4 separate regions of the Homo sapiens genome follow, and regions 2, 3 and 4 are each linked to region 1. A link is a loop called in an ENCODE intact Hi-C map of the cell type or tissue named here. Cell type or tissue: PC-3. All regions are shown on one strand. Links, peaks and the distances in the headings refer to the core of each region. The heading gives the core; the rest is flanking DNA.

What was found. A loop is a pair of places that touch in the nucleus more often than their neighbours do. Peaks named below come from ENCODE experiments on the same cell type or tissue, not always from the same donor. Only the 100,000 strongest peaks of a DNase experiment are listed, where the experiment ranks them.
Region 2: a loop joins it to region 1, with 6 times the contacts of the local background. A loop is called at or near these places in 4 of 110 quality-filtered maps.
Region 3: it touches region 1 in a loop (6-fold over the local background); 100 of 110 quality-filtered maps call a loop at or near these places.
Region 4: a loop joins it to region 1, with 8 times the contacts of the local background. A loop is called at or near these places in 12 of 110 quality-filtered maps.

Annotation. Positions count from the first base shown.
Region 1 is chr12:62,791,588-62,797,768 of GRCh38, forward strand. All of the region lies in intron 3 of PPM1H (protein phosphatase, Mg2+/Mn2+ dependent 1H), which reads right to left. Among named protein-coding and RNA genes, the nearest start is that of PPM1H, 140 kb to the right of the region's middle. In PC-3, for the core only: a CTCF peak has its summit at 2,556 (motif pointing left); a DNase peak (open chromatin) is centred at 2,444; H3K27ac peaks cover 1,147 bases.
Region 2 is chr12:62,657,273-62,663,453 of GRCh38, forward strand. All of the region lies in intron 9 of PPM1H (protein phosphatase, Mg2+/Mn2+ dependent 1H), which reads right to left. It also overlaps the pseudogene RPL32P26. Among named protein-coding and RNA genes, the nearest start is that of MIRLET7I, 57 kb to the left of the region's middle. RefSeq lists enhancers at 1,650-2,175, 1,677-1,971, 2,176-2,702. In PC-3, for the core only: no CTCF peak of the experiment used is centred there; a DNase peak (open chromatin) is centred at 3,699; H3K27ac peaks cover 1,573 bases.
Region 3 is chr12:62,579,259-62,585,439 of GRCh38, forward strand. MON2 (MON2 regulator of endosome-to-Golgi trafficking) reads left to right here. Exons shown (of 35, transcript NM_015026.3): 32 at 1,039-1,162; 33 at 6,036-6,181. Among named protein-coding and RNA genes, the nearest start is that of MIRLET7IHG, 20 kb to the right of the region's middle. In PC-3, for the core only: CTCF peaks have their summits at 2,714 (motif pointing right) and 2,913; a DNase peak (open chromatin) is centred at 2,713.
Region 4 is chr12:62,636,791-62,642,971 of GRCh38, forward strand. No RefSeq gene overlaps it. Among named protein-coding and RNA genes, the nearest start is that of MIRLET7I, 36 kb to the left of the region's middle. RefSeq lists a silencer at 5,755-5,955. In PC-3, for the core only: no CTCF peak of the experiment used is centred there; no DNase peak of the experiment used is centred there; H3K27ac peaks cover 1,867 bases.

The DNA of each region.
Region 1 (6,181 bases), core at 571-5,570:
TTGAATACCTAAAAGGCTGAAAGACAATATTTATTAAAAATTATTTGAAAACGCCGGGCGTGGTGGCTCATGCCTGTAATCCCAGCCCTTTGGGAGGCTCAGGCAGGTGGATCACCTGAGGTCAGGATTTTGAGACCAGCCTGATCAACATGATGAAACCCTGTCTCTACTAAAAATACAAAAAAAGTTAGCTGGGTATGGTGGTGTGCACCTATAGTCCAAGCTACTTGGGAGGCTGAGATAGGAGAATTGCTTGAACCCGGGAGCCGGAGGTTGCAGTGAGCCAAGATCGCACCACACCACTGCACTCTAGCCTGGGCAACAGAGCGAGACTTCATCTCAAAAAATTATCTGAACACCTACTGCTTGTATACTGTCTATAGACTAGAATGTGAATGATGTTTGTTTGATAGACTTGATCAAACCACTAGTATGATCCAAAAGGTAGAAACGTTATGGTGCAAAAAGTCCACGTAACAGGGCCGTCCACGGCAACAAATTCCTTTGGGACTCAGTTAAGCAAGTTCGGGCTACACCACAGGTAGGTACATTATTTATCATGGTTTCTATCACAAGAAATTCTGCTTAGAAAATTATGTAATGCTTAGGGGAAAAAATCAAGGTAAAGAGCTCAGCACTAAAACTTTTCTGCTTTAACTTTGGGGGAAACATTCCAGTTAGCTTACCCATTTAACCCCTTGGTATTATATTAATAGTGTGACTCAATATTTTTTTTCTAACTGATTTCATTATTTCTTTCACCTTTTTCTACGTTCAGCTACATTCCCTCTGTAGCTCCCCCTGAATAAGGAATGCTAAATTTGGCAGCACTTTCTCATAAAGAGTGAACTTAAGTACTTTTTAATCCAAGAAACTTTGCTAACATGTGCATGCGTTTGCCACTTCCCTCCCCCACATTTGTGTGGGAACATAAGTGTGCATACATGCACATGTGCACACACACACTTTAATTACAAGTGTCCTCTCTGGGATCATGGTGGGAAGGATTTGAAAGACGTGTTTCCATAGACTTCATCCCCCTGAAGGATTCACTGTCGTTAAAACACACTCTTCTATTTCTTCTAAAACCGTGTGCAACTAGAACATATTCTAAAAATAATTGCTTCCCTCCCCCTCCTCCCTAGAAGCCAAAATAGCACATTTATTTTTTCCCTACATACACCACCTACTCCTCTTTAAAAGATGTTTCACAAAATCTTAGTACTGAAAGGAACATTAAAGGACCATCTGGGTGGTTCTTTTACTATCAGAGCAAACATGATATATTAAGTCAATAAAGATACATTTACCATTGCATTATCTACCTTTTTTCTTCAAATCCTCACCTTTCAGATTAGATTAAGTTTTTAATATTCTACATAATAAATAAAAACATGGAAGTATTTTCTTAAAAACCTCAAGTTTTTGGTATTTTTACAAAAATCAATGAAACCACGGGAAAAACTGCTTACTGCTTTGTGCTAAGCAAGGACTGATTTAGAATATCTCCCTATTTTTGCTGTCAATGAACCCCGAGCCCTGTGTCTAGAATAAACTGATTAGCAAAACACATGCATATACTATCATTCAAGTATGGTCTAAAAGGATCGATTAAATGACTCTTAAGATTCAATTAACAAGATAATTGATTTATCTGCTTAATCAATAGTCCTGAAGACCTTGCAGGGCAACTTTCTAGGTAGCAGGACTGAGTTATCTTCTGTTGTGTCTGCTTAAACACAACATTTAAGCGAGGTTAATCTTTAAATCAAACAATGGATCCAGTTTTTAAGATGTGGGATTTTATTTTGCTCCTTGTTGCAAGGAGAAACGGGAGCCGAGAAAGCAAACAGAGGGCCGGGCGCGGTGGCTCACGCCTGTAATCTCAGCACTTTGGGAGGCCGAGGCAGGCAGATCACCTGAGGTCGGGCAGTGGAGACCAGCTTGACCAACACGTAGAAACCCCGTCTCTACTAAAAATACAAAATTAGCCGGGTGTGATGGCGCATGCTTGTAACCCCAGCTACTCGGGAGGTTGAGGCAGGAGAATTGCTTGAACCCGGGAGGTGGAGGTTGCGGTGAGCCCAGATCGCGCCAAGCCAAGATCGCGTCATTGCACTCCAGCCTGGGCAACAAGAGAGAAACTCCGTTTCAAAAAAAAAAAAAAAAAAAAAAGGCAAACAGAGATGTGTGTGCAATGAGACTAATTCAGCAGGAAAGAAGTGCAAGAGAAAAATATTGCCCGGGATGGTAATAATTTGGTTTGAAAGTCTCATAGATGATGCAACTCCAAGGTCATTCTTTGTTTCCTACCAATTTCAGGTTGCAAAAGGAAAGCAATATCTGGTAGCAGAAAGGAGCAAGTGTTGGGTAGTTTCAATAGGACCTGGCAGCTCCCCCTAGCTGAGTTAAAACACGGCTCTGAGCACATTGCTAATAGTGTCAGTCACAAATAATCAGATTCTGCATGGTTTTAGTATCCAAATCTGATCCCAGTTTATTCTGAGAACAAGGCCATCTGCCAGCCAGGCAATGGGGAAGAAAAGCCAGCACTCTACTGCCTACTATTGCCACCTGCCGGCTGCTGGTGGAATCACATGCTCATTCCTTCCTAGAGAAACTTCCCGTTCTAACAAAAACAAAGAGAACAAAACCAACTTAAATTTAAGACAGCTATGTGGGTTCCCAATTTACCATTAACATGCTAATTTTGGAAAACACTAATTTATTTATTATAATTAATCTATAAACACTAATTTATAGATTTCTAAACTATAAACTTTGCCCCCTTTTTGTCACAATGTCACCATGTATTTATAAGGTTTTTATCAACAAAGTCTAGCTGCTTGGTATTTCCAATCATTTACCCAGTGATGGAATTACATATAGTAGTTCCATAAGTTAAAATATTGCCATTTTCTTCCCTTCCTAAGAACCGACTCTGGTGGGGAATCTAGACCCACTCTTAAAAGGAAATAGAACTCTGAGATCCTCCCGGCTATGTCCAGAGCTCAAATCCCATAGTTAACAGGTTAAAACGGTAATCACTGCTAACTTGGTTCTGATCCCTAGGAGGGCAAAGGCTTCCTGTAACTAACCCTGCAGTGGAATCGACTTCCTCCATGAGTCTGAAATGTTGATTATTCAACCATGTTTTTGGGAGGGTGGAGAAGTAGGGAGGAGGTTTGAAATCAGGACTTAGAAGACACTTGTCTTATTTATACCTATTGTCCTGGGCCAAGCGACAATATAAATATAATAGGTGACAAAACAGAGCTAAGCCAGGCCTTGCTGGGAAGCAGAATTGAAGTCAGTCGGAAAATTCCTGAGATTTTGGTCCTTTAGGAAGCCATGGCTCACTTTTCATAGTGGACACAGGAGGGATTCGCTACATAGCCTTCACACTATGAAGGAAGATCTGAGATACAATCAGGGGGTTGTAGGGGCACACCTACCTCTGACAGTGTACACAGTAAGTATTAAAAACCAGTGGTCATAGGTCACCTTCACCACAAGCCCCAAGCTGTGCCAGGCAACCCGAGGACCAAAGATGAAAAGCACTGCTCTCAAAGAAGCTTATAGTATTTGATGAAACTGTTACCATCTCCCCTCATTGGAAGCATTTTTTTCTCTTCTGTTCGTCTGTATTTTGTGACTAGTACCTACTTTTTCCCCAGAAATAGGTACTATTTATTTTGACTTGAGTGTTTCTGAACATTTTTAACAGTGTATCCCTTTTGGAAAGGTGTCAACATTTCACTACCTCCTTTTGTTATTTAGAATATCAAAATAAATAAGATATTGCATATTTCTATATTCATATAATGTGGGACTACAAATGCCCCCAGATAAAATATATATATATATATATTTTTGAGACAGAGAGTCTTGCTCTGTCACTCAGGTTGGAGTGCAGTGGTGCGATCTCTGCTCACTGTAAGCTCCGCCTCCCGGGTTCACACCATTCTCCTGCCTCAGGCTCCCGAGTAGCTGGGACTACCGCCCACCACCACGCCCAGCTAATTTTTTTGTATTTTTAGTAGAGACGGGGTTTCACCGTGGTCTCAATCTCCTGACCTCGTGATCCACCTGCCTGGGCCTCCCAAAGTGCTGGGATTACAGGCGTGAGCCACCACGCCCAGCCTTGTTTTGTTTTTGAGACAGAGTCTCGCTCCGTTGCCCAGGCTAGGGTGCAGTGGTGTGATCTCGGCTCACTGCGACCTCTGCCTCCGGAATTCAAATGATTCTCATGCCTCAGCCTCCCAAGTAGCTGGGATTGCAGGCATGTACCACCACGCCTGGCTAAATTTTTAATAATTTTAGTAGAGACAGGGTTTCGCCATGTTGGTTAGGCTGGTCTCGAACTCCTGGCCTCAAGTGATCTGCCCACCTGGGCCTCCCAAAGTGCTGGGATTATAGGTGTGGACCAAAGTGCCTGACCATAAGATCTTATGTTTTACTTCCTCAGTGGTGTCTAAAAGAATACTGATTTTAAGATGTAAGCTCAATAAATACTAGTGACTGAGAAGAGCAGTTCTTAGTGAAAACAACACAAACTGTTTTTCCTCTGTTCTCATCCCACAACAACCAATACAGAAGACTTCTGTGACCAAATGTGTGAGAGTTTTCCCCCACATAACCAGCAAGCAATCAGTTCTGCAGAAGACACCAGCTGGGCGTCCTCCAGTTCAATTCCACACAATTATGTACTTGGAGATAGCATCAGATTTCACAGGTTGAGGGCTCAGTCCCCCAACTGACTCCCACTTCTGATGCCAGTCGCAAGCCCCAGGTTGGTTTACCTGTGCTTCTGACTGACCAGCTATAAATCTGGGTTCCCAAGACCCCCCTCTCCTAAGGTTCGATTAATTTGCTAGAGTGGCTCACAGAAATCAGGAAAAATTTACTTACATTTGCTAGTTCATTATAAAGGATATTACAAAGGATATGGATGAAGAGATGCATACGGTGTGGAGCTTCCATGCCCTCACTTGGCACGTGACCCTCCAGGGACCTCCACATGTTCAGCTACCCAGAAGCTCACTGAGCCCTATTCTCTTGGGCCTTTATGGAGACCTCATTACATAGGCACGAGTGTTTAAATCATCAGCTGTTGGTGATCAACTCACCCTTCAGCCCTTCTCCCCTCTCATGAGGTTGAGGATGCGTGCACCCGTGTGCGCGCACACACACACACAAATTATTGGGGCAAATCTAAATTAGGCTATTCTTTCATTTTATTCACATTAATACACCTGACATCTACATTATCAACGGCAGTTTACTGTGTGATTCTACTTAGTTGCACAGCCCTCTAATCCTGCCTTGGTCTTTTTGATGAACAGACCCCATCCAGAAGCTACCCAGGGGCTGCCAGCCACCAGTCATCTCATTAGGATACAAAAAGATACTTATCACTTTGAAGATTTCAAGGATTTTAGGAGTTGTATGTCAGGACATGGAGTTGAAGACAGAATATCATAATATCACAGCATTCCATTGAGGGACAAGACAAACAGATGGAGACAGACAAGCAGGTAGACAGAAACAAAGAGAGTCCAAAGAATTCTGATTCCACATTGTTGAGCTCTTATAAATAAAGCAAAAACTCCCAGTGAAGGAGAAGCTCTGCTTTTAAGGATATTGTGACACTCAGAATCTCCAGAGGGACAGCTGCATAAATGTCATCAGTGAGGCAAATTAGAGGCTTAGGTGCAAGGCTTGGGGAACTTTACTTTTAGGGATTAAAAGTGGAAGAGAAGGCAAGAGAGCCACAAAGCTGAAATGCCTATATGACAACTCTTACTTAATATTGAATTTCCTATTATAGAAAATCAATGGCACAAAACCCGCAATACCTAAAGGACATCTAGAAACAGGAAAATTAGAGAGTGGGTGGCTACTGCGGTGAAAAAAAAAGTTTAGGAATGATCTGGAAAATTCAAAGCTGTCCTGCTATAGACAGCTGTGTGAACTGTCCTCGGGTTGCCTGGCACACCGTGGCGCTTGTGGGCATTTCAAAAAACCAAAGGTTTACACGGTAAGACAATGACTCTCAAAAACCTAATATTGAGAGGGGGAGGAAAGAAAAAGGAGTTGGCAATGGCCTTCCAGCTATTATTTTGAAGCTGGTATAATTTCTGTGCTGTGGATTCTGAAGCTCACCTTAAGCAATTTGATA
Region 2 (6,181 bases), core at 617-5,616, 130 kb before region 1:
TTAGTTCAAATTCCAAACAGTAACATTTCAATACGAGGGGGCATAATAGACTATTTCCTTCTCAATCCTCCCTGGGAAGCCCTGTAAAACATCCTGATGTGGCCACACAGCTAAGGGGCCACACAGCTCTGCCACATAAACACCCTAAACAGGATGGGACGGTGGTTGGCTGTGTGCTGTTAGAGGCTGCCACAGCCAGGACCTCAGGCTGATTTCTGAATTCCCACAGATCTGAGTGTGCTAAACATTGCAAAAGAGAGAAAACTGCAGATTTTTATCTAGTCTTCAGACACCAGATCAAACACTCATGAATTTGTTCTTAAAACCAGTAATTGGTATGGTGAAAAGTGGAGGAAACCCTTCCTTTTTGCATTTAAGGCATAGTTTTTGAAAACCTTATGGCATGCAAGAAATTAGTTCAGCTAACTCATGGAAAGGTTTCATAAAAAGAACCTTTGTATTTTGCAAAAATAAATTTCATATTAGGGTAATGCAAACTAGCATTTAATACTTGAATTAACGCCTGTTGTCAGTGTTGGTGTTTTACTATTAACCTTTCACTGATTAATCTCTTCCTTCCAAGGCACACAGCTATCTGAGCCAAGGAGAGCATGGATGTGAAGACTGACAAGTGTGGACATCAGGAAGGCTTCTCTCATTAGAGACATACTCTGTAGGGTTTATGGTATACTGGTTCTTACAGATTTAATACTGCATAAATACTGCATAAAAAGCCCCTCAAGGGTCATGGCAGGGAGACAGAGGGTCATTAAATCCAGGTTACAAAAAAAAAAAAAAAAAAAATGAGGTGGGGCCAGGCATGATGGCTCACACCTGCAATCCCAGCACTTTGGGAGGCCAAGGCAGAGGCAGGAGGATTGCTTGAGACCAGCCTGGGTAACACGGTGAATTTTTTTTTTTTTTTTTTTTTTTTTTTTTTAAGTAAAAAAGAAGTTTCCACAGACAGTTTTGGGGAAATGAAGCTCTAGAGCAAAGCCTGCACAGTTTTGCCTGGGCACTGGGAATGTGAATCCATGTGCATTTCCAAGTTTGGTTAGCTATTCCCTGGCCCTAGTTCCTCTTGGCTTTGCCCACTCCCTTCCCCTTCAGTAATAGTAACAATTTATTCCTTTCTGACAAAATGGTAAGCGTCTTCTTCTCTGAGTGTTTACATATTTGCCTCCGTTTTGAATATTCTTCCCAGGAGACCCCCCCACTGAACCTCCAGCCTTACAGAGGGGACAGTCAGTTGCAGATATTTTGCATCAGAAAACCCTTTCCAGGTTTGAGTGCCTTCTCCAAATCATGTAGGATCTTTAGGGCTTAAAAGAGAACCTTACTGGAATTATAAGGAACCAGAGGACTGTGCAGCCCAACCTCCATTACCTGCAGCAACCCCACTCCAGGATGTTAGCGCAATGCATTTCCTAGGAACAGTTCATTTCGTGACCCCACAAGAGTAAAAGAACTGCCAGCTTCCCTACAATTCAGGGCAAACTGTGATAGAAAAGAAAGAAAGAAAGAGGGGCCATCTCCTCCTTGGCATCAGGGCCAACTTCAGACTCCTTGTGGAGCCCAAGATTGTCAAAAAAAGAACCAAGAAGTTCATCCAGCACCAGTCTGACCAATATGTCAAAATTAAGCGTAACTGGCAGAAACCCAGAGGTACTGACAACAGGGCTCATAGAAGGTTCAAAGGCTAGATCTTGATGCCCAACATTGGTTATGGGAGCAACAGAAAAACAGCACATGCTGCCCAGTGGCTTCCGGAAGTTCCTGATCCACAGCGTCAAGGAGCCGGAAGTGCTGCTGCCATGCAACAAATCTTACTGTGCTGAGATCATTCACAATGTTTCCTCCAAGAACTGCAAAGCCGTTGTGGAAAGAGCTGCCCAGCTGGCCATCAGAGTCACCAACCCCAATGCCAGGCTGTGCAGCGAAGAAAATGGGTAGACAGCTCATGTGCACATTGTGTTCTAAAAAACCGTAAAAACTGCAAAAAAAAAAAAAAAAAAAAAAGAGAAAAACTTACTGCACTCATATTCTGGCTCATCCATAAAGCCGCCTTTTAATTTTCTGGTTCCTTTGTTGAGACAGTTCAAAAGAGCAAAAGGACTTAAGATACACCAGGGTCAGAAAGATCATACAGCTCATTTTTACTCCCATCTCTGCCTGAGAGGATGGTGTGAGGGTCAGAACACATCTTTATGCTAATCACCTCTTCCCTCACAGCACATTCTGGAGGGGGAGATGCTATTTTAAATTCCTTGCTGGGAAGGATGTCAACAGAGGAAGACAATGCTGGCAATTTGTTTAGAATGGCTGTCACTAGGAGGTAAAAGAAAAACAAAAAGAAAAGGAACCTACAGGCAACATAAACAAAAGCCCAACAATCAAACGACAAAAGCCCCTAGTCTTGCCTGTCTCAGGCCTCATTCCCTGCCTCTTTTTGTCCTGCTTCCTTTCTAGACAAAACTGGGAGATCCTGGTAAGACTCAAAGTAAAACAGGCCCACTCAAAACCTCAGATGCAGAAGCACCTTACCCTTCTCACCGGCTTTGTTCCATTCCCCTTCCCTCAGGCTTCCCACCCTGGGGAGAACTTTTCCCTTCTCATTTTGTGTCCAACAATAGGCTGACCTCCTTTGGTCAGTTCCCTCAGGCTTGAACCCAGCAACTCTCCACTGAAAATTAAACAGGCAAACGTGTAGTCCCAGGCTACATATGGAGAAATAGGAACTCTCTGGCCAAGGAAGGGCTAATAGAGCCTCTGGAATTATAGTGGGCCTTTCCTCATCACAGAAATTATGACTTGGCAACTTCTACTCATATTTCCATTTGGCATGACAAGATTAGAACAGCTCCCAGCTGGGAGGGCACTGGCTCTTGGGACTGAGCTCTCTTTGTCCATGAGCCTCCCAAGGAGACATCCTAAACTGGTGTGTGAGTGTGGTGCCCTCCTACCAAATTACACACAGGTATGTACAAAGATGGCAAACACATGAAAGAGAACACTGTTTCACATATTCCTAAATTATGAGTTTGACAACAGAAATAGAAAAAACAACCCTAAAATTTGTATGAAACTACAAAAGACCCAGAACAGCCATAGCAAACCTGAACAGAAAGAACAAAGCTGGAGACATCACACTTCCTGACTTTAAAATATACTACAAAGCTATATTAACCCAAATAGCATGGTACTGGCATAAAAACAGACACATAGACCAATGGGACAGAATAGAGAACCTGGAAGTAAATCCATGCATTTACAGCCAACTCATGTTCAACAAAGGTGCCAAGAACATACATTGGGGAAAGGACAGTCTCTTCAATAAATGGTGCTGGGAAAATTGGATATCCACATGCAGAAAAAGGAAACCAGAGCCCTGTCTCTCACCATATACAAAAATCAAATAATAAAAACAAATTAAAGACTTAAATATAAGACCTGAAACTACGAAACTACTAGAAGAAAACACTGGAGAAATGCTTTAGGACATTGGTCTGAGCAAAGGTTTCTTGGCTAAGACCTAAATTGTCAGTCTGAAACAAATTAAGTTTCTCTGATGTCCCAATATTGTGTAATTACTTAAAGGAACACACAGGGGTAGGAAAACAATCCTCATCTTGTTTCTCACCATCAGATTTTGCAGAATGCTTCCTGGTTGTGAATCATAATGAACAAATTACATAAATTCCATATCGTTACCACAGACTTCCTTTAACACAAATAATTTTCACGTTCATGATCTCATGAGATCATGGGCCCCTGCTGACCCCTCACACCTCATCTGTTGACATTCTGCTCCCCACCTCCAAGACCAGTCAGCCACACTGACTGTTGGGTCCCAGAATGTGCCATGTTTTTTCTCCCCAACTCCCCTGACCCTTGCCTCGCTCCTGTTTATTCTTCAGGTTTAAGTGTAGACATCCTTTGCTTTAGGTTAATGCTGCTGTAATCCCTCCAGACTGTAAACTCAAAGAGGGCAGAGCTGAGGTGTGTGTTCTTCACGAGTATCTAGCAGGCCTTGGCTCACAAAATAATAGGTCCTTAGTGGTATTTCCCAAATGAACAAATCAGAATGGGAGTTATTTGTTAAGAAGAAAACCTTGACTCTTCAGTTCCTTTTCTTTTTTATTTTTTGAGACAGGGTCTCGCTCTGTTGCCCAGGCTGGAGTGCAGTGGCACCATCTCGGCTCACTGCAACCTCGACTTGCCAGCTTCAAGAGATTCTCGTGCCTCAGCCTCCCGAATAGCTGGGATTACAGGTGCCACCATGCCCAGCTAATTTTTGTATTTTTAGTATAGACGGGGTTTCGCCATATTGGCCAGGCTGGTCTTGAACTCTTGGCCTCAAGGGATCCGCCTGCCTTGGCTTCCCAAAATGCTGGGATTACAGGTGTGGGCCACTGCACCTAGGCCAGTTCTGTCTGTTAAAACACTTTTTTTTTCCTTATTTTTAGAGAGGAAGTCTTGCTGTGTTGTCCAGGCTGGTCTTGAACTCAAGCTTAAGCCATCTTCCTGCTTCAGCCTATGGAGTCGCTCAGATTATAGGCACATGCCACTGCACCTGTCTTTACAACCATAATTGTCTAATCTGCAGACTGATAGTCTATTTCTTGCTGATAAACTGTGTTCCCCTTGCAATTTTCCCTTTCATTCATTCATCCATCTGATATAGGATTCTTTCTATTGCTTTGGTTTGCCATCTTCCCCGAAAGGCATACAGAAAACATTTTTTCTTTCCCATCCTGTTTGTTCCAAAGAGATCCTTGTGAACCCTGCCTCCGTAGGCAGCAGTTCTCGTGGACCCCAGGAGCCTGCTCTGACCTGGCATGTGCACGCTGCCCACAGGTTACCACTCCTTGGCATACAGATTTATCACTCTGGAGGAAGGCTGGTAAGCAAGACCAAGCCAGCTTAGACACAGAAAAAAAGTGCTGAGTGCCTTTTAATGCATAACTGGCAGGTGGCTTTGCAAAGCTTTATAAAAATAATCATAGTAGAGAAAAATCAACATGAGAATGTTGCTAACAAGTGGGATACATAACATGAAACTTGAAAGGCGAAAAACACATTCAAATTCAAATAAAAGAATATTTAATTATAGTGCCATCAATTCCTCCACACCTGAGCTGAATTATATCAGACAATTCGAGGAGGAGACAGATGGTCTACCTTCACGTTTCCTGAATTTCTGTTGTGAAATATGTGAGACATAACAACACACACATCTATTAGTGCTTATTATCTATTAGGCACTTCACCTAATAATATATATGCATGAGGTTAATACTGTTGGAATCTCCATTTTACATATGAACAATCAGAGAAGAGTTAAGAAATTTTCCCAAGATCCTAAATCTAGAAGGGGAAGAGCCAAAATTCAACTCGGGAAGTAATTATAGATTACAGGCTCTTAACCACGAGACTACCCTGCCTCTCATATACCATTTATAGTTTAAAAATAACACAAACAACAATGTACCTGCCATCTACTTGAAGGAACAGAATATTATCAGTAAATATCTTAGAAACCCAACAGGCCTCAAGCATATATTCCCCTTGGTATCTGCCTCTTCTCCTCTCAAAGTAACCATTATCTTGAATTTTGGGCCAATTTTCTTGGTTTTTGTTATAGTTTTAATGTCTATATCCCTAAACAATATATTGGTAGTTTTCACTTCATGTACATAGAATTCTAATGTATGTATTCCTCTATGGCTTATTAAACTCAACATTATGTTTTTGAGATTCTTCCCTGTTAATGAGCACAGCTTTGGCTCATTTTGGGGGTGGGGGAGGTGCTATAAAGTATCCCAATATTTGTTTACCCGTCCCACCACTGGACACGCAAGTTACTTCCAGTTTCTGTAATAAAAACAATTCTGTGAATATCTTCTTGCATGAACGACGATGCAAGAGTTCTTCTAGGAGAGTCGGTTCTTGAATTTTAGCAGCATCAGAATCACCTGCATGGTTTGTTAAAACACAAATGGTTGGTCCTACCATTGGAGTTTTTATTTCAGGTGGGGCCTGAAAATCTGCAATTCTCTTTTAAAAAAAAAAATTTATAAAATATATATGTAAAGGTAGAGACAGGGTCTCACTATGTTGCCCAGGCTGGTCTTGAACTCCCAGGTTCAGGTGATCCTCCTGCTTCAGCCTCCCAAAGGGT
Region 3 (6,181 bases), core at 571-5,570, 210 kb before region 1:
AAAAAAATAAGTAAAAAAGTAAGAAATATGTTTTGAGGATTATAAATGGAATTTAAATAAGCAGTTCTTGTGGTTGTGGATTTTTTTGTTGATGGTAGGGTTTTGGTGGTTTTTTTCCTTTAAGTGGGATAGAGGAACTTTTAAGTAAATAAAATCAATTACATTACTTTAAAATATACATTTGGCCGGGCGCGGTGGCTCACACCTGTAATCTCAGCACTTTGGGAGGTGGAGGCAGGCAGACCATGAGGTCAGGAGATTGAGACCATCCTGGTTAACATGGTGAAACCCCGTCTCTACTAAAAAAAAAAAAAAAAATTAGCTGGGCGTGGTGGTGGGCCCCTGTAGTCCCAGCTACTTGGGAGGCTGAGGCAGGGGAATGGCGTGAGCCTGGGAGGCGGAGCTTGCAGTGAGCCGAGATCACGCCACTGCACTGCAGCCTGGGTGACAGAGCAAGACTCCATTTCAAAATAAATAAATAAATAAAATATACATTTAAAATGCATAGGCATTATCATATGGAAACAAAATATTGCCTTTCGTGCCATTACTGTATTAAAGCTCTTGTGGACTTTAAAGGGCAAAATAACATACTACATGTTAGAGATAAACTATTTGACAAAAATGAATATAACTTTAATTTCTCTTACAGCTGATAGTTTTTGGTTATAAAAAGTGATTTAAATGTTATTCTTAATCCTATTTTGAATATTTTAATTCTAACATGGGTAAATTTCATATGCTATTTTTCTCTAGAGCCCTATTTGCAGTTATCATGCTGAAGATCAACATTTGTCCAAATGGTTGGCATAGTAAACAGTTATGGTACTGACTATTTTGTATTAAAGTTACTAGGACAGATGAGAGAAACAGATTAGTAGTCATTCTGTATGTTAACATTAAAATGTTTGTGTACTTCTTTAAAGGAGAGTTCTTTAACTGATTTTCATTTAAAGTAAAATTTAAATTTTACTCTAGAAATTATTTTAGTCTCTTTCAAAGAAAACAATACATTTGCATTTGCCTCTTTTGTTTTAGGTAGTTCAACTTATCAGCAATGAGATACTACCTTATGCCAATTTTATTCCTAAGGAATTTGTTGGTCAAATAATGACAATGCTTAACAAGGGCTCAATACATTCTCAGTCATCTTCATTTACAGGTATGTTAATTTTTTTAAGTATTAAAAAGTATTGAAGTACTTTTGAAGAAACTGTCAGTAGAAATGTTTAATCCTATGATTTTGGTAATGTAAACTGGAGAATGGTAAGGTGATTTTTAGGATTGTAATATAGAACTAAGCTTTATGAGGAGAAATGTTATGACATGACTATTCTGTGGAATAGAATGTTTTTATTCCATGTTTCTATTCTGTGAAATACTGTGTTTCTGATCATATATCAGAAACACTGAACTAAATTTTTTAAATATCATAACTGCAAACTGTGAAGAATTAAATTGCAAAGCACTTTATGGAATCCATGGATGTCACTGCAGGCTGACAGAAGTTACCAGTTTTGTGAAGTCATAGATTGGAAAGGAATATAAAAATATGAATGTATATTCTGCCACTTAGCAGTCAATTAACTTTTGAGTCTCAGTTTTGTAATCTTTAAAATGGAGATATTAATACCATCTTCTCAGGACTATAAATTACAGAGTTCATTTAAAAAAATAAGATGCCTCAACATTTTTTAAGGGAATTAACATTTACTCAGTGCCAACTATGTACAAGATACTATGCTAGAATGTTATATTATTTCTCACAACATTTCTGTGAGGATAGGTAAGACCATATTACAGGAAAGAAAATTGATTTAGAAAGGTTGAAAAAATTGCTCACAATCTTAGGGCTAGAGGCCAAATTCATGCTTAAAAAGAACTACATGCTTCTTTTCATTATATCATGCTGCCTTAATTGGGAACTGATATATAAATTACTGTTTGTTATTAATTCTCTTTTTGTAAACCTGAGCTCAAGTCTTAAACTGTGGCATCAGCCAGGTGCAGTGATTCATGCCCATAATCCTAGTGTTCTGGGATCGCTAGGTGGGATCCCAAGGTGGGAGGATCGCTTGAGGCCAGTAGTTTGAGACCAGCCTGGGCAGCACAGTGAGACTGCCTCTGTCTCTACAAAAGATTTTAAAATTAGCTGGGCATGGTGACACATGCCTGTAGTCCTAGATACTCGGGTGGCTGAAGTGGGATGGCTTGAGCCCAGGAGGCCGAGGTGACGGAGTTATGATTGTACCACTGCATTTTAGAGTGCACTCTGGGCAACAGAGCAAGACTCTTGTCTCATATATATGTATATATGATTTAAAAACTACATTTTGGGAGGCCGAGACGGGCAGATCACTTAAGGTCAGGAGTTCAAGACCAGCCTGGCCAACACGGTGAAACCCTGTCTCCACTAAAAATAATTAGCCAGGTGTGATGGCATTTGTCTGTTATCCCAGCTACACAGGAGGCTGAGGCAGGAAAATTGCTTGATTCGGGAAGCGGAGGTTGCAGTGAGCCAGGATCACACTACTGCACTCCAGCCTGGGCGACAGAGCGAGACTGTCTCAAAAACAAAAAAGAAAAAAGAAACTGTAAATTTGTGCCATGCAGATCCTTAATCCTCAGAATTTACTAGAGCCTTAACTAGCTTCTCCTATTTTGTGCTGAGCATTTTAAAGAGCATTTATGTGTACAGTTTGACCACTAGATGTCTCTCATACTGCTCACTTCACATACTAGTTCTTTTTTCTAGCCCAAACAGTTTTTAAAACTGGCCTGGTAAAGTGTGGGTTTAGCAAACATGAGAATCTCGGGGAAAATTTTAAACCCCGCTTATCTTAATGTAGCCAACTTTTTATTATTAAGAGTATGTGAAAATATTTAACTTTTAATAAAATACACATTAAGAACAATATTCACAATTAGGTATAAATGTCCAAAGTTAAATAAGGGCTATTGAGTTACCAAGTATACTTTTACTGGCAGTTTTCTGATAATATATCTTGCTATGTATAGTATTAAATTTACCAAGACAAGAAAGGTGCATGGACATTCTTTCAGTGACTTTGCCATATGACACATGTCTTCTCAGCACTAACTTGGAGTTTTCCAACACCTGGGAAGCTTCACGTGAGAGTCCTTCACCACCACAACAATGCTCCTGCTCATTCCTCTCATCAGACAAGGGCAATTTTGTAAGAGTTTCAGTGGGAAATCATTAGGCATCCACTTTACAGTTGTAATTTGGCTCTTTTTGTTTTCTTTTTGTTTCGGATCTTAAAATACCATTGAAGGACAGCCTTTTTCTTCAGTCAATAATGTAAAAAAGACAGCATTGACATGGTTAAATTCCCAGGACCTCAGTTTTTTACAGATAAACTAAATGGCTGGTATCATCGCTTACAAAAGTGTCTTGAACTTGATTGAGCTTATGTTGAAAAATAAAGTTTGTAGTTTTCATTAAAAAAAAAAAACTTAGAGTTTTCCTTAAACATATACATACAAAACTTTTATTTGCTAAACAAGGCCAACCTGTAAACACAGAGGTTCCAGTGATGATTGGCCTTTTGCTTTTAAGTATGATCTGATAGTCAGAGCTCACAGACATTTGAGGAAATTCTCTAACACCAAAGAGAAAGACCAAAACAAATGAAGAGAGAGTAAAAGAAATTGGAAGGAAACAGATAAAATGCAGAGTCACTGAAAACATAAAACCAGTTAGGATGATCAAAGAGATAAAAGAACAATTTAAAAAATGCTACATAAAAGGAGCAGTAGAAAAAGAAAGAAGGCTGGGCACGGTGGCTCAGGCCTGTATTCCCAGCATTTGGGAGGCCGAGGCAGGAGGATCACTTGAGCCCAGGAGTTTGAGACAAGCCTGGGCAACATGGCAAAACCCCATCTCTACAAAAAATACAAATGTTAGCTGGGTGAGGTAGTTTATGACTGTAGTCCCAGTTACTTGGGAGGCTGAGGTGGGAGGATCACCTGAGCCCAGGAGAACAAGGCTGCAATGAGCTGTGATCACACCACTGCACTCCAGCCTAGGTGACAGACTAGAGACTCTGTCTCAAAAACAAAAAAAACAAGACGAGAAAGAACTCATAGAAACTAAAGATGTAGAGTTCAGTGAAAGGTAGAAAGGAGAAGTAAAATGAATCCAGGGAGCCTAACATCTGACAAAGAAAGAACAAAGAAAATCTAGGAGAAGGAATTATCAAAGAAATAAACTGAAGAACTGAAGAACAAAACTTCCAGATTAAAAATAGTCAGTATCAAAAACAGTGAAAGAAAAAAGACCCAAATCAGGCATGTCATTATGAAATATCAGAATACCTGGGATAAAGAGAAGACCCTAAAAGATTTCAGAAAGAAAGAAAAAAAGTTCAGTATAAAAGACATTGGAGGCCAGGCACAGTGGCTCATGCCTGTAATCCCAGCACTATGGGAGGCTGAGATGGGTGGATCACTTGAAGTCAAGAGTTCGAGACTGTCCTGGCCAACACAGTGAAACCCTGTCTCTACTAAAAAAAAAAAAAAAATACAAAAATTAGCCAGGTGTGGTGGTGCGTGCCTGTAATCCCAGCTACTCGGGAGTCTGAGGTGGGAGGATCATTTGAACCTGGGAGGTGGAGGTTGCAGTAAGCTGAGATCATGCCACTGCACTCCAGCCTGGGTGACAGAGTGAAGACCCTGTCTCAAAAAAAAAAAAAACAAAAAAAAAAAACAGACAGTGGAATTCTCAGACGCAGTATTGGATGCTAAAAGACATTGAAGCAGTGGTTTTAGAGTTGTAAATGGAAAGGACTTTTAACATGGAAGCTCCATGTTAAAACTCATACTGTTGGCCAAGTATGAGTGTAAAACAGTAATTCTCCAATTTCAGCATGCATCCTAATCAACCAGAGGACAAGCAATTGCTGAGTTGTACCCCCTGAATTTCTGATTCAGTAAGACTGGGAGGCATGTGAATTTACATTTCTAACAAGTTCTCTGGTAATGCTGATGCTGCAGGGTACATTTTTGAGTACCATAATATATGACATTTTCGGAGGTACATGCGCTCAAAAGTTTTACTTCTCATTGATTGTTTCTTAGGAAGCTACTTCAAAATATGCTCTGTAAAAGCAAAGTAGTAAACCAAGGAAAAATAAGGCATGAGGCTGGGTGCCATGGCTCACGCCTGTAATCTCAGCACTTTGGGAAGCCAAGGCTGGCGGATCACGAGGTCAGGAAATCGAGACCATCCTGGCTAACACAGTGAAACACTGTCTCTACTAAAAATACAAAAAATTAGCTGGGTGTGGTGGCACGTGCCTGTAGTCCCAGCTATTCAGGAGGCTGAGGCAGGAGAATTGCTTGAACCCAGGAGGCAGAGGTTGCGGTGAGCCAAGATTACACCACTGCACTCCTGCCTGGGCAACAAGATGAGACTCTGTCTCAACAAAAAAAAAAAAAAAAAAAAAAAGGAGATCTTGGAAGTGGGATCTAACTTGAGAGAATGGAAACAATTTCCAGAGTGATGGCAAAGACTAGTTTCAGGATATAACAGAACAGCGTGTCTAGAGAGCAACTGCCGGACTGGAGCAGAGGTCACGTTCCAGGAAAGAAGTTGCTAGGAGAGGGAAAAAGAGAGAAAAAGAGAATACTGCAAGTTTGACCACATGAAAAACTATTGTGAAGTATATTTTACAGTGCTGTTTTATGGTATAGAAAGACCAAATCAAGAAATATGTTGAATAGAAGTGATGAGGATCTTGCCTTGTTTTTGATCTTGTGAGGGGGAATTTGTTTCTCTCTACATGCACACACACACACACACACACACACACACACACACACACACACACAAAACAAAAAAAAACAAAAAAAAAACACATTTTCACTATATGTATGCTATTAGCTATAGGTTGTTCTAGGTGCCTTTCACCAGATTGAGGAATTTCTCTCTATTCCTAGTTTGCTAAGCATTGTTATCATTAAAGCTCATTGATTTAACTTCTATTAACCATCAAAATTTGTTAATTTTACAGAAGCAGAGATTGATATTCGTTTGAGAGAGGAATTTTCTAAAATGTGTTTTGAAACATTACTCCAGTTTTCCTTCAGTAATAAAGTCACAACACCTCAAGAAGGCTACATCTCACGAATGGCACTCTCAGTGCTTTTAAAGAGGTCC
Region 4 (6,181 bases), core at 660-5,659, 150 kb before region 1:
CATGGGTCACTGCAGCCTCAGACTCTTGGGTTCAGTGATCCTCCTACTTCACCCTTTCACGCAGCCAGGACTACAGGTGCACACCCGGTTTATTTGTAAACTTTTTTTTTTTTTTGAGACAGAGTCTCGTTCTATCACACAGGCTGAAGTGCAGGCATGATCTCTGCTCACTGCAACCTCCGTCTCCCCGGCTCAAGCGATCCTTCTGCCTCAGCCTCCCAAGTAGCTGGGACTACAGGTACATGACGCCACATCCGGCTAATTTTTGTATTTTTTTGTGGAGATGGGGATTTGATATGTTGTCCAGGCTGGTCTCAAACTTCTGAGCTCAAGTGATCCACCCATCTTGGCCTCCCAAAGTGCTGGGATTACAGGCATGAGCCACCACACTGGCTAAGTTTTTTGTAGACATGGGGTTTCACTATGTTGTCCAGGTTGGTCTTGAACTCCTGGCCTCAAGTGATCCTCCCACCTTGGCCTCCCAAAGTGCTGGGATTACAGGCATGAGCCATATACCTGGCCTACAAGAAATACTAAGGGGAGTCCTTCAGGCTAAAATGAAGGGACACTAGGGAATAACTTGAATCCACATGAAGAAATAAAGGATGCTGGTAAAGGTAAATACACAGAAACCATAAAAGGCAGTAGAAATGTATTTTGTTTCTAATTCTTTTCTTCTCCCATATAATTTAAAAGACAACTACATAAAACAATAATTACTAAACTGTTGACAGGCTTATACTGTAGAGAGTTGTAATTTGTATGACAAATAGCACAGAAGAGAAGGAAGGAAATGGAAGTATATATTGCAGCTAAGTTTTTGTTTACTATTGAAATTAAGTTTGTATTAATCCAAACTATATTGTTTTAAGATGTTATTGTAATCTTCAGGACAACCATTAAGAAAATAACTCTGTTAGGAGAGCAGTGGGGTCCTCAGTATGGTTCCTTTAGGCAGCTCTGCTGACCCCACCCTTTCCTGAACTGCCCTTCTGTCCCAGAGGAGTCACGCTGACCCCACCCACCTTGCTGCTGGGCTTTGGACCCCAGTCTTGAAAAGGCCCGGCCGTGCTGGCTCTGCCCCTCAAAGGGGCTGTGAGCAAGGTAGGAGGGAGCTGGTCTCCTTTCTTGGGCCCCACCTAGGACCCGAGCACCACCTACCCCTGTGAGGGCCCCAGGCCTTAAGTCCCTGGTTGGGGGCGGGGGGGGGGGGTGCTATGGGTTTGTGACTCCAGCAGAGCAGAGGAACAGGGCACTGGAAGTGAGCTCAGCATGTGATTCAGTGATGGACCAGGTTTGGAAGGGCCAGTATACTTGTCATTGTTGTCGTTGGTTTGTTGTTGTATGTTCCAGGATATCAGTATTTTAACAGGTTCTAAGTGCCTTTCTATTGTAACTTATGTTTTCCCTCCTCTTGGCTCCATTGCTGTTAGCATAGTTTAAAAAAAAGAAATAAGCTAATGACTATAACAATATATTCCTCCATGGGAGAGGAAGTTTATAAAGAAACAGTAAAAGTGAGTTGCAAAAAATAAAAAATAAAGAAACAACAGGAAATTAAAATGGTATACTGGAAATTATTTCTCACAAAATAAGGCAGTAATGGAAAAATAAAGGAGTAAAAAGACAGACACATAGAAAACAAATAGCAAAATGGCAGATGTAATTCCTATTTAATCGTTAATCAGGTTAAGTTTCTATGGACTGAGAATTCCAATCAAAAGGTAGAGATTGGCATAATGAATTAAAAAAAAAGACTCAACTATATTTCTCTATAAAATACACTTTAGATTCAAAAATGCATACAGGCTGAATGTGAAAGGATGGGAAAAGATGTACTATGCAAAAAGTAACCAAATAAGGGCAGGAGTGGCTGTACAAATATGTAACAAAATAGACTTTAAGACAAAAATTGCTGGCAGAGACAAGGGATACTTTACAATTAAAAAAGGCCAATCCATCAGGAAAACAATTATAAACACAGATGCACCTAACAACAGAGCCCCCACCCTAAAATACATGAAGCAAGGACAGACAGAATGGAAGAAACAGCCAACTCAACAGTAATAGTTGGAGACTTTCATACCCTACTTTCAATAATTGATAGAAAAATTAGGTAGAAGATCAATAAGAAAATAGAAGACTTGGACAGTATGATGAACTAACTAGGTCTAACAGACATCTACAGAACAGCCAACAACAGCAGAATACACATTCTTCTCATGTGCACATGGCACCTTCTCCAGGATAGATCGTATGTTAAGCCACAAAACAAACCAATATGTTAAAAGGATTGAAATCATACAAAGTATGTTCTCAGATCACAATAGAATGAAATTATTTCCTCATCTGCAAAAAATGATAACATCTACCTGAGCGGGCGATACAAGAATTAAAACCAAGTAGCCAGCATGGGGCATAATAAACTTTTTTATTATGAGATACTTTGTTAATTGTAAGAACAGATTGCATGTATGCTTTCCTTTGCCTCATGACTAGAGTGTGGCAAATGATGGGTTAACTTCCTCCTTTTAAATTAGAAAAAAATATTAACCATTTTCAATTTGTGGCAGATTATAAAATTGATAGTGTTATAGTTTTGAGAAAATACAGTATCACAACCCCGATGCATCTTACCACCAATATGACTAGAAGCTGAATGTAGGACTACCTTAGAATACAAACTGGCAAATTTATAAATTGCCCTGTGTTTATAAAACAAGATAAATGATTATGGATCTACCTGAATTTTCCTTAGCAATAGGCCATGAGTGTTCATTCATATGTTTGACTCTCTTCATTTCACACCAGAGAGGCAAGATCAGGCCACATTCTTTTTTTTTTTTTTTTTTTTTTTTTTTGAGACGGAGTCTCGCTCTTCCGCCCAGGCTGGCGTGCAGTGGCGCTATCTCGGCTCACTGCAAGCTCCGCCTCCCGGGTCCACGCCATTCTCCTGCCTCAGCCTCCAGGGTAGCTGGGACTACAGGCGCCCGCCACCACGCCCGGCTAATTTTTTCTATTTTTAGTAGAGACGGGGTTTCACCGTGTTAGCCAGGATGGTCTGGATCTCCTGACCTCGTGATCCGCCCGCCTCGGCCTCGCAAAGTGCTGGGATTACAGGCGTGAGCCACCGTGCCCGGCCAGGCCACATTCTTACGAGTTAATTCTTCTAGTCAAGGAATAAAGCTTGACCTTATACTGTCTTAAAACAGATCTTAGTTCAGATTATCTATGGCTGCTTTTGTGCAACAATAGCTGGTTTGAGTAGCTGTGACAGAGTCCAAATGGCTCATAAAGCCTAAAATATTTACAATTGGGATCTTTACAGAAAAAGTTTGCAGAACCATAACCTAAGAACTAAATAAATAATCCTTGGGTGGCGCTGGCAGATGATATTCCAGGAAAGACACTGAAAAAAACATGCAGTCATCCTTTTATTTCCAAGTTTGCATAACTTTCTTCAATATGGCCAATCTTGTTTCATCTGTAAACCCATCCCCTCCCTTCCCTTTATTACTTTGAAGCAAATCCAAGACATACATTGGTAATATTTTATCTACAAATATCGGAGTCTATTTGCATTGTATTTTAAGGCATATAATACTTATGATAGCATTTATCTTTTTTGCAAATATGAGAACAACCACACTGTTAATTTTCCTTCAAATTCTACGGTGCAATTGGTAGATTGGCCAAATGTTCTCTGACTTGTATTTAAAAATGATAAGAATGAGCTGGGTGCGGTGGCTTACACCTACAATCCCAGCACTTTGGGAGGCTGAGGTGGAAGCCCAGGAGTTTGAGGCCAGCCTGGGCAACATAGCATGACCCTGTCTCTACAGGCATGGTGGCACATGCGTGTAGTCCCAGCTACTTAGGAAGCTGAGGCAGGAGGATCACTTGAGTCTAGGGATTTGTGGTTGCAGTGAGCCATGTTCGCACCACTGTACTCTAGCCTGGGCAAAAGATCAAGACCCTGTCTCAAGAAAAAAAAAAAAAAATCCCAAAATGAGAAATTTAATTTTTTCACCTAAGACAGTAATAGTGGAAACTTCACAGTTCTCCAGAAATTTCTCCCAACTTTTTTTTTCACTGACCAAACTCAGTAGGGAGGTAAATATCTAATTCAGAACTGCTGAGACCACTATTTTCAGGTTTTACAGTTATTTAGTTTAAATCAAAGATGTTTGGTTACTAAGCCTACACTTCCTGTAGTGTTTGAAGGGTGTGAGGTGACTCAGCTTGGGACATTTTGCTGCTGTAACTTCACATTTCTCTCACTTTCATGTCAACCATTCCTATACCCCCATCCACAGTTCTGAATGAGCTCACCTACTTTTACTTTATAGTGATTAAATTTGCAAATACCAAATTTTAAAAAGAGGATTAAAGAAAAAGCTCAGATTTGTATGGCCCTTTCAGGGAAGGGCTGTCCTTTAGGTCTGCATTCAGACCTTCCAAAGCCCTGTCCGTGGCCCCACTTGCACCAACAAACTGATCCGACCCAGTCCCCAGAAGACAACCGAGGTGCACACTGCCCCCACCTTGTGCTCAGTCATACTTGGAATGTGTCGCAGGCAGCCTAATTGAAATCAGTAAAGCAAAAAGGGTTAGCTAGCTGGAGGATCTTGTCAGAAGTGAAAGACAAGAGACTGAAAATGTAGGGAATATACTGAGTGAGCAGCAGTGTTTTCAGGGTTCTAATGATAGAGAACACAATTAAAAAGGCAGACTAATTGCTAGGAAAGGTAATTCATTCTTTGGCTTGTCATTTAAAGGAAACAACTGGGATGGCAATAAGTGTGAAGTATTTTGTAGATAGGGATTTTTTTTTGAGACAGGATCTCGCTCTCTCACCCAGATTGGAGTGCAATGATGCGATCGTGGCTCATTGAAGGCTTGATCTTTCGGGTTCAAATGATCCTTCCACCTCAGTCTCCTGAGTTGTGGGGACTATAGTTGTGCACCACCACATTTGGCTAAGTTTTGTATTTTTTTTTGTAGGGACTGGGTTTCATCATGTTGCCCAGGCTGGTCTTAAACTCCTGAGCTCACGTGATCTGCCCACTTTAGCCTCACAGAGATTGGGATTACAGGCATGAGCCACCATGTCCAGCTGAGATTTTTAAATGAGAATTTTTAAATATACACACACAATTTGAAAATGGTCTTATTTTCCCTAACACTGTGAAGTTCTTTAGAATCAAAGAGCCATTTGACTGTACCAAAGGTCATAAGTAGTACAACATAGGATGGTCTTATCATAAATTTGTGGTTAAATTAGCGACCTTTGTTTTCCCCTTCTAGGCTCATAGCCTCCAAATGGCCATCACTTTCTTGGCTTAGTAAGGCTCATTACCAGCTGCAAGCAGCAGCAAAAGCATACACGTGAATGTAGGGATTATGAGTTCGTCCCTGCATTACTGCTAAAAAACTGATTCTCCCATTTCAGTCACCCTACCACATTGCATATGGAAGATTATTTCCCACGTCAGAAGTATATTTTCTCAATGCCATTTTCTCTTTAAAAAATTTACATTTTTAACCATTTTACTCCCAAACCCCGAGAGCCAGGTTCTCTATACCTTATTATTTGTTCATGGATCTGTGGGCCAGGAATTTGAGCAGGGCTAAGTGGGGATGATTCTCTGCTCTATAATGTTTGTGGCCTCAAGCGGAATGACCCAAATAGCTGAGAGCTGGCTAGGCCTCTCTCTCCTTATGTTATCACCTGGAGGGACTCATTTGGGGCCTCACTCCCAATGTCTGGGCACTGTGGTTCTCTCCCACGTGGCCTCTACTCACTCACTAATCTAGTCTGACATTTACAGGGTGACTGGCTTCCAAGAGTGAAAAAGCAGGTGCTAGGAGACCTCCAGAGATCTCAGCTCAGAAGTCTCAGAATGTCACTTCTGCATTTTATTAAAGCAAGTCACAAGCCAGACCAGACTCAAGGGGTGGGGAAACAAACTCCACCTCTTGATGGGAAAAGGAACACTTGCATACAGACATAGGAAGCATTGTTGGCAGCCATTTTGGGAGACAACTGCCACACCTTTCAAGAGCTAATCACGACAGAATGTTAGAAGACTCCTCCATCTTCCATGGAGAAGAAATGTCCCAATCTCCTGGTATCTAATCCAAGGATGGATTTTTTCCATTGTTTTCCACTACTGAGTTG